Linked DNA regions of Homo sapiens: regions 1 and 2 are each linked to region 3. Evidence: chromatin contacts called from ENCODE POLR2A ChIA-PET data. All regions are on one chromosome and are shown on one strand. Each heading gives the region's core, a stretch centred on a gene start or an enhancer-like site at or near the end of the contact. The rest is flanking DNA. Distances are from core to core; before and after follow the strand shown. Region 1 holds the start of SND1-DT (SND1 divergent transcript). Region 2 holds the start of ZNF800 (zinc finger protein 800). Region 3 holds the start of TPK1 (thiamin pyrophosphokinase 1).

What was found. ChIA-PET counts read pairs that join two places held with the same protein, here RNA polymerase II (POLR2A).
Region 1: POLR2A ChIA-PET joins it to region 3 with 10 read pairs in CD8-positive, alpha-beta memory T cell. The contact joins the promoter of SND1-DT here to the promoter of TPK1 in region 3. POLR2A ChIA-PET finds 5 or more read pairs at or near these places in 2 of 52 experiments (CD8-positive, alpha-beta memory T cell and activated CD8-positive, alpha-beta memory T cell).
Region 2: POLR2A ChIA-PET joins it to region 3 with 12 read pairs in T-cell. The contact joins the promoter of ZNF800 here to the promoter of TPK1 in region 3. POLR2A ChIA-PET finds 5 or more read pairs at or near these places in 2 of 52 experiments (T-cell and activated naive CD8-positive, alpha-beta T cell).

The regions. Positions count from the first base shown.
Region 1 is chr7:127,650,575-127,653,274 of GRCh38, reverse strand. SND1-DT (SND1 divergent transcript) reads left to right here and starts at 1,443. Exons shown (of 2, transcript NR_186577.1): 1 at 1,443-1,602. SND1 (staphylococcal nuclease and tudor domain containing 1) reads right to left here and starts at 1,081. Exons shown (of 24, transcript NM_014390.4): 1 at 824-1,081. The coding sequence starts at 901. RefSeq lists enhancers at 863-1,042, 867-1,485 and a silencer at 1,283-1,532.
Region 2 is chr7:127,391,350-127,394,049 of GRCh38, reverse strand. It overlaps ZNF800 (zinc finger protein 800), which reads left to right and starts at 1,342. Exons shown (of 6, transcript NM_176814.5): 1 at 1,342-1,990; 2 at 2,435-2,553. The coding sequence starts at 2,493. RefSeq lists enhancers at 543-672, 1,413-1,542, 1,387-1,887 and silencers at 983-1,382, 1,783-2,182.
Region 3 is chr7:144,834,803-144,837,519 of GRCh38, reverse strand. It overlaps TPK1 (thiamin pyrophosphokinase 1), which reads left to right and starts at 1,467. Exons shown (of 9, transcript NM_022445.4): 1 at 1,467-1,553; 2 at 1,902-1,960. The coding sequence starts at 1,918. RefSeq lists an enhancer at 1,257-1,326 and a silencer at 1,627-1,726.

The DNA of each region.
Region 1 (2,700 bases), core at 194-2,693, about 17 Mb after region 3:
TGGAGCTAGGAGTAAATTGTAAAAATAAACTTTGCAGGTTCAAATTCAAAATTGAAGAATTTTCAAAAAGTTGAGGGTATATAAAATCAGGCAGAATCTATAGTGCTATGAGCACTAGACCAGGAATCCGAACACTTGGGCTCTTGCTATGGCTCCAACCCAAACCACCATGTGACCTTAAGCAAGTCACTTGCCTTCTTCAAGCCTATCTCCTTATCTTTAAGGGACGGGAGAACAATGATGATTACTAAGATTCTTGCCGGCCTAACCTTTTAGAAGTCAAAAGTACACAAAGATCAGGAGCTTTCAGGTCGACACAAGAGGTGGAGGGAAAGAGAGGAAAAGAGGGCCACAGAGTGAGAAAACTTGGGAGTCAAGTAACAGCGTTTGTGGGAACAGAAAAGTTTCATGATGGCCAAGTACTAGTAGAGAAGAGCCGATGTCAGGATCTCGAAAAACTACTAACTACTCAGCATATGTCAAAATGAACAGAAAGACGGGGGATGGGAGGACAGATATCAACGAATTGTCTCTGTTAATCAATCAGTAATCGATCTGTCCTGGTAAACAGACAGGAGATCCGAATGCCGCAACCTCGGAAATCACTGTGACCCCTGATGTCAAGGTGTCCGGGAGGCAAGGAACAAGGGGACTCCGTGTCTGCTTCCGTCTAGTGAGAGGATTCGGAGAATCGACGAAAAGTGAGGAAGGGGGCAGAGGAAAGGGGATCTGGGACATGGAGCAGGCTGGCGGAAGGTGGAGTCAATGCCTGACTCCCGCCCGAAGGCAGGCAGAGGGGTCGGTGTCCGGGGCCCGTTCTCACCATCTTGATGATGCCCCGCTGCACGGTGGGGACCGCGGGTCCCCCGGAGGAGCCGCCGCTCTGCGCGGAGGACGCCATGTGTGGAGATGCAAAGGCAACGAGTGGAGCGGCTGGCCGGACTGGAGGTGTCAATGTGGGTGTCGGTGTTGGTGAAAGGGAGTCGAGGCGAGGGGCAGGCTGGCTACCAGCTGCGGACGGTGGACGGGACGGACTCGCCGGGCGCTCACAGGAGCAGCAGCGGGACACGGAGCGAAAGAGACGCGATCTCCGCCGCCGCCACACGTTCTACTCGCCGCGCAAGCGTGCCAGAGCGCCACCGCCCTCCGCCCAATTAGCGCCCAGAGCCCGCCGGCCCTCAGGCCAATAGGCACCCTGCTCGCGGAGCCCCGCCTCTTGGTCCCCAAAACGGTGGTGAGTTCCAGGAAGCGCTGAAAGAGTTGATTTGCAAGGATGGGCTAAATATGGGGCGGGACTTCCGGGGCAGCCGGAGTAGGTAATGTCGGGAGGTGTAGTGGGAAGGAAAGGACACGTCAGCATCTGGCCGCGGGGCGCGGGGGGCCATGGGAGCCCCAGGGGCGGAGCCAGCCGCGCCCTCCCGCCTGACCTCGCCCATGACGTCCTTCCCCGCTGGCCTCAGGGGCGCACACTTGTATACCCACCTAGGTGGGCGCCGCTGTACCCGGGAATGCGGCCTGGGAGGGTGGAGCCACGCAGGCAGAGTCCTGGAGGAATCTCCGTACCCGCTCCACTCGACTTCCGACATTTTACCTTGGCTAAAAGTATGGAGAGAACTTGGAAAATCAGAGCTTTGTGGAACCTCCTACCGATGTGGGCTTTGACCTGCCACGCGGCCGCGCGCCCTTTTTGTAGTCAGAGAGTGTGCCTCGCCCTTGTTTGTGTCGCTGGGGTCTAGCACTTGTGAGGCGTTCCATTAATGTTTGTTGGTGGGAGGAATAAATGTCTCAGAGGAAGGACATGCCACGTATACAGGGGAGAGTGACCCTCGTTCTTCGGTCTCTTCCCAGCTGCTCCCGTGACGTTAGGGAAAAGGCTCGCTTCACGCTCTCACCCGACCCAGTGTGAAGCGCCTCCAGCCACCGGATACCTTCCCTAGCCCCAGTAAAAAGGTCGGGGAAGGAACGGGAAAGCCAAGGCCTACAAATATTTAAGTGACTGTTTAGCGAGAACTAATATTCGTTGAGTGCCCACTATGTGGAACCAAGGACCTTGCATGTGTTATGTCATTTAATCGTAAAACTTGGCTCTACACTGAAGACAGTACTTCCCTTGCAGTTCTTTTTGTTTCTTTGGTTTTGTGGCTTTTTTGAGACAAAGTCTCGCTCTGTCGCTCAGGCTGGAGTGCGGGGGCACGATCACGGCTCACTGCAGCCTTGACACTCCCAGGCTCAAGCGATCCTCCTGCCTCAGTCTCCGGTGTAGCTGGAGCTGGTACCACGGGTCCGCGCTACCACGCCCAGCTAATTTTTTTTTTGTAGAGCTGAGATTTCACTATGTTGCCCAGGCTGGTCTCCTGGGCTCAAGCTATACTCCTACCTCGGCCTCCTAAAGTGCTGGTATTACATGCATTAACCACAGTGCATGGCCCCTTGCTCTCTTAAAAGATTGTAAGTTTATTCTCCCACACTAAACATATCCCAGGGTTAAGTTTTGAGGTCACCTTCTTAGATCCCTAATTTGCCACCCTTTTCCAAAAAAAAAAAAAAAAAAAAAAAAAACCTCTGTGGAAGTTGGTTCCATCAGATTATACCCCTCTCTATCTCGTGGCTTTTTATCTACCGTACCCCTATTTCTACCGTGTCATTCATTGAAATTGTTAACACTTGGTGCACGGTCTTCAGCCAATAATCCTGAAATAC
Region 2 (2,700 bases), core at 93-2,592, about 17 Mb after region 3:
CGTTTCTATCCCTTTCTTGTCATCCCCTAGAATCAAGCTGCTGCAATCCCCGGAGACCTAATGCAAACGCTTCACCTCCTGGACCCAAGCCATCCCGCCCCCCGCCCCCGCCTCTCCCGTAGCTGGGACCACAGGCACGCGCCATCCTGCCCGGCTAATTTTTTTTTATTTGGTTGAGAGGGCGTTTTGCCATGTTGCCAGGCTGGTCTCTAACTCCTGGGCTTAAGCGATCCTCCCGCTTTGACCTCCCGAAGTGCTGGGATTACAAACACCAGCCACTGCGCCTGGCCCAACATTTTTAAAGTAACAAATGTATCAATTTACAAACTTTCCTTTGGATTTTGAAAACTGAACTTTTTCTCTTCTAAACAAAGTCTATCTACTGAACTTCAGTTTTTTCAGGACCCCGCACAATGGCAGCTTAAGTTGGACCAACTGGAAAGGTTTTCAGTGGATCTTGGGGAGGATCGGAGACAAGGCGAATGGGCTTTATTCTCTTAAAATTTCCTGACGGGCGGTGGACACATATTTGCTTGATGTCACCAAGAGCAAGAATTACGTTCCAGGAGCTGGGAGGAAACAACGGAGGCGGCTCTCTCGCCCCCAAGAAGCGGCCCTTGGTTGGCAGAATTTGACAGATGACTGGGATCTTCGAGGATTTTCCAAGCAGGATCGGGGCGCAGAAGAGGAGGGAAAGTGCGTGAGCCCACGTGACCCAACTCCACTTTCAAGTTTGAGAAGCGGAGCTGCCAGGATAAATACCCATCTGCTACCAATAGATGCTTTCCCTCCCTTGGGCCTGATAAAAGAATCCCCAAGTTCCGGGAGGCATGCTTCGAAAATTGTTGGCAGGAAAAAAATGTTCAACTTTTGCCATTTAGCAATGCACTGACAGCCTTTTGGGGATCATCACTACTTATGGCTCATACATCTGCCCACCGCTTCCTAAGTCCTCTCCCAACCCTCCCCGAGTTTCAGTTCCACTGAACAGAGAACAGCGAGAGCAACAGTTTGGTGGCCGAGCAGCCCGTCTCCGTGGGCGCGCACGCCGCATCGCGGGCCTCACACCTCACTTTGGGCTTCGGCTCTCGGTCGGCCCGAGACTCCGGCCGCGGCCCTGGTGTCCCCCGCCCCGGTTCCCTCCCCTCGGACACGGCCCTCGCGCCGGCGGCCCCGGTCCCCTCCCCACCGGCCGCGGCGGGCACAGCGCGTCGCCTACCCACAGGCGGGGGCGCCGGCCGGGCGCATGCGCGCGGCGCTCCCGGGCGTGCCGGCCACACTCCCCCCACCCACTCGGTGAGCTTGTCACTTCCTGCCCTCGCCCCATCTCCGTCCGGGGTCAGTCAGTCGCTCCCTGTCGCTGCCGGAGAGTCTCTGCTTCCCCCTTCCTACGCGCTCCGCGGCGGTAGCTCGGGCTCTCCGGAGGAGGGGGCGACAGAGTAAAAGAGAGGCTGACTTAATAAAGTTTCCTGAAACAACAACTACCACCGAAAAGGCCCAAGGTTGGGGGAGACCCCCATTTTTCTCCGCCCCTCTCCTAAAGCCTGAGGGACCGTTGCAGGTGGAGCGGCGCTGGTGGGACCCGGGTTGCGGCGGCAGCCGTTGCCCCGGCGAGGGAAGCCTCAGGTCCTGCCCGCTCCGGTTCCGGCTCCTTCGGTGGTGGCGGCGGCAGCTGCTGCCGGGCGGTTCCTCCTGTCAACTGCCTCCGCCCGCGCGCCTCCCGCCTAGCCACACAGCGCGGAGGACGCCGTGAGCCGCCGCCGCAGTCGTCTCGGCCCGCGGAGGGACGTGGTGAGCTGTGGCGCTTCCGCGTCAGCGCCGGCGGGGACTCTTTGGGAGCGCGTCGGGCCCGAGTCCGGGTTCCCCCGCGTGGTCAGCGGAGGCTGCGCCAGGTGGGGCCCGCAGCCGCCTCCCACGCCAGGCTGTCCCCGCGGCCGCCCGGCCTGCCTTCCTTCCTTCCGCCCGCCCGCCGGCCCGCCCTAAGAGTTGAGTAAGTTGGGCGCACTTGGTTGTGGGGACGGGGTCTCCGCCAGGGAGACCCCAACGCACGTGCGTAGCGGGAGGGCGCGGCGTGGGCCAGCAGCCGGCGGGAGCGGCACCTCCGTAGTCCCGGAGCCCGGCGGTGCCCGCCGCGCTCTGCGCTCCGTTTCCGCGCGCCCGCCCGGGACGGCGAGGCCGCAGCCGCCCGCGCTGCCGGCCAGGCCTTCGCCCTGCGCTGCGCACCCGAGGCTGCGTTTCCGGGTAGGGCGATGAACCTGTGTGGGGAGTTTGGGCTGCAGGAGGGTTTGTGCGTCTTTCTGTTTTCTTTTCGAGAGGGAGGTGCGGGTCCGTGGAGGGAAAGCGGAGAGCTGATGATGGGAACGTATCTGGAAAATGCAGCCAGTGCCCCCCAGGAAGTTCAGGGCGAGTGACGGGTTTGTGCTTCTTTCAACAGCCACGCCGCAATGAAGAGCTTCTTACAGTGAAAGCAAAGTAGGTCGAGTCCACTGAAAATGCCTTTAAGGGACAAATACTGTCAGACTGACCACCATCATCACGGATGCTGTGAACCAGGTAGACCCCTCTTCGTCCGCAGTTGCTTTGCCCTCCATCAGAGCCACTCTGCCTTCTCTTTTTTTCTAGCTTTTTTTCCTCCTGCCCCAGTAGTCATTCTTAAGCAGGCTATGATATTCCCTAGCATAAGCCAGTTATGAAGCTAAA
Region 3 (2,717 bases), core at 218-2,717:
TAGGGTCTGGAGGCAGGGAATGTTAAGGCCGATTCATGCTGACTTCCTGGAACTAAATCAAATTGCAGTACTTCAGCAATGACAGGAAACATCCTCTCCATTTACACAGGGCTTATATCCAGTAAATGACTTTAAAATTTACTTCATCCTCTTCATTTACATAGGGCATAAGCCAAGTAACCAATGGAAACCTCTAGCTGGCATTTAAACCCCAGAACATTCTCTAACGGCACTCTTGAGCCCCTATCCTCGGGCGCTCCCAACCTATGGGGTGTACTTTCATCTTCAATAAATCTCTGTTTTTGCTTCATTCTTTCCTTGCTTTGTGCGTTTTGTCCAATTCTTTGTTCAAGACGCCAAGAACCTGGACACATCAACTGGTAACAGCTCTTCATAGGATAAACACATGGCAACCACTTGTCTATTACATGTGCAGATAGTTTCCTTGTACCCCAATTGTCTTTTAGGTTCATTAAGGTCATATTTAAACATGGACTTTTGAAATTTGTTGTAGCTAAACCCGTATATAAGCATTTAGGCTTCCTCCTTCTTTGGGTCTTTTCTTGTGGACTCCCATGCACATAGCTGTAAGCTTTTCCCCTGTTAAACTGTCTTAAGTCAATTTAACCTCTTAGGCCCAGGTGGAAACCTTAAGAGGGTAGAGGGAGATTAGGTTCGCTCACTATTGGAAAAGCCTGTATTGCAACAGTGACGCTCTGCAGCTGCAGATAGGTGGCTTAAAGTTTCTTCCAACAAAAACATTCTGTTTCCACAAAGCAAAGTAAGGAAAGCTCTTAACGGAGTGTTCCCTAAAGAAAGCTTTTTTTTTTTCTTTGAGATGGAGTCTCGCTTTGTCGCCCAGACTGGAGTGCACTGGTGTGATCTTGGCTCACTGCAACCTCCGGCCTCCCGGGTTCAAGCGATTCTCCTGCCTCGGCCTCCCGAGTAGCTGGGCCTACAGGCGCGCGCCACCATGCCCGGCTAATTTTTTGTATTTTTAGTAGAGACGAGGTTTCACCATGCTGGCCAGGCTGGTCTCGAACTTCTGACCTCATGATCCGTCCGCCTCGGCCTCCCAAACTGCTGGGATTACAGGCGTGAGTCACCGCACCCGGCCAGGAAGGAAAGCTTTTAACCCGACGGCTCAGGGAGGACACCGGTAGCAGGACTAGAAGCAGCACAGTGGAAAGTAAGTTTGGCTTGGAAGCTAGGTCAAGCATGGGTGATAGGGAATTCGCCACTTAGTTTGAAGCAAATGGCCTCCTTGTTAAAGCTGAGTGCAGAGGGCCCGGCAGCAGTACTACAGCTAGCAGAACCAGCCCAGAAAACGAAGCCTTGGAGACTTGAGGTGGGTAGTGCCGGACGCAGAGCACAGGGCGCGGCTCCCACTTGCCTCCGGCTCCCGGAAGCGGGCGGGGCCACCTCGCGTCCCGGGGGCTAAAACCTGCGAGCGAGGACCGCGCGCCAAGGCTCCTCAGCCGAGCGCCGAGCGGTCGATCGCCGTAGCTCCCGCAGCCTGCGATCTCCAGTCTGTGGCTCCTACCAGCCATTGTGTAAGTGCGACTGCTGCCGGGCGCGCGGGCCGCGGAAGGGGGCGGCCGCCTCTCGCTCCCCAGGTTCCCGGATGGTGATGGGTTCGCGGAGAGAGGCGGCAGGGGCAACCCCTCGGACCTCATAGCGGCCCGCGCGGCCGGTCTCCGGGGGCCCCCGCCCGCGGCGGTGCTGTAGGCGAGCCGTGGCGGGTCCCCAGCGCCGGGTGCTGCGCCGCAGCTCAGCTGGCTCCTGGGTCCCGGAGCGCGCCGCTGCCGAGTGCCAGGTTCAGGCGGCTCCCGTGCTGTTGGTTCTGCGCGATGTTTAATTAAAACTGAGAGTCTAACTTCACTTTTTTTTTTTTAATGCAGAGGCCAATAATCCGTTATGGAGCATGCCTTTACCCCGTTGGAGCCCCTGCTTTCCACTGGTACTGTATTTCTTTCCACGGTTTAGTGTCACTGACGTGCCCCTCCCCAGCGACGGGAACAGGTCGAAAGGACGGGGCTCTAGAGCCAGCGTGACTTCCAGCCTGGGTTCTGTCCCTGATTTCCTAGCTCTGTACCGCTAAGCATATCAGCCTCTCGCCGGTCTCATTTTCCTCATCTGAAAAATGAGCTTACGTATCAGTCCTTGCTGTGAGGACGAAATGACAAGATACAGTGTGTGTAGTCCGTGTGGAGCCCAGTAAGCGCTTCCCGGCTGTTGCGCCTCCACCAACAGCGCGAACAAATCTGGAACATAGCGGAACATTAGACATTGCAGGCATTAAGGACGGTCATCGTTGCCTGACCGTGATGCATTTTTAATCCATTGAAAGTGCCCCGAGCTTATCTAATAAAAGATTGGCAAATGATTATATCAAGTGTTTTAAATCTATATAACACTCAGGATATTTTATTCTTCTAAGATTTGAAATTACTGTGTAACCGAGTTCAGGCTGGGCTGCTCGCTGCTTGCAGAGCCAATCAACAAGGACGAAGGGCCCGGAAAGGAAAGTGACTACTTTCCAAAGCTAGCAATGGGGAAGTAGTCCAAGCTTCTGCCTTAACGAAACCATTTCAAATTTGGACAAAATGTAAGAGCTTATAAAGGGGCGCTTGGTATTGGGGCTCGGGGGCCCCAGTCTACGTGACTTGCTCAGATATTTATCTTGGGTTTTTGCCTCATCTGGTGAATGGGCTGGC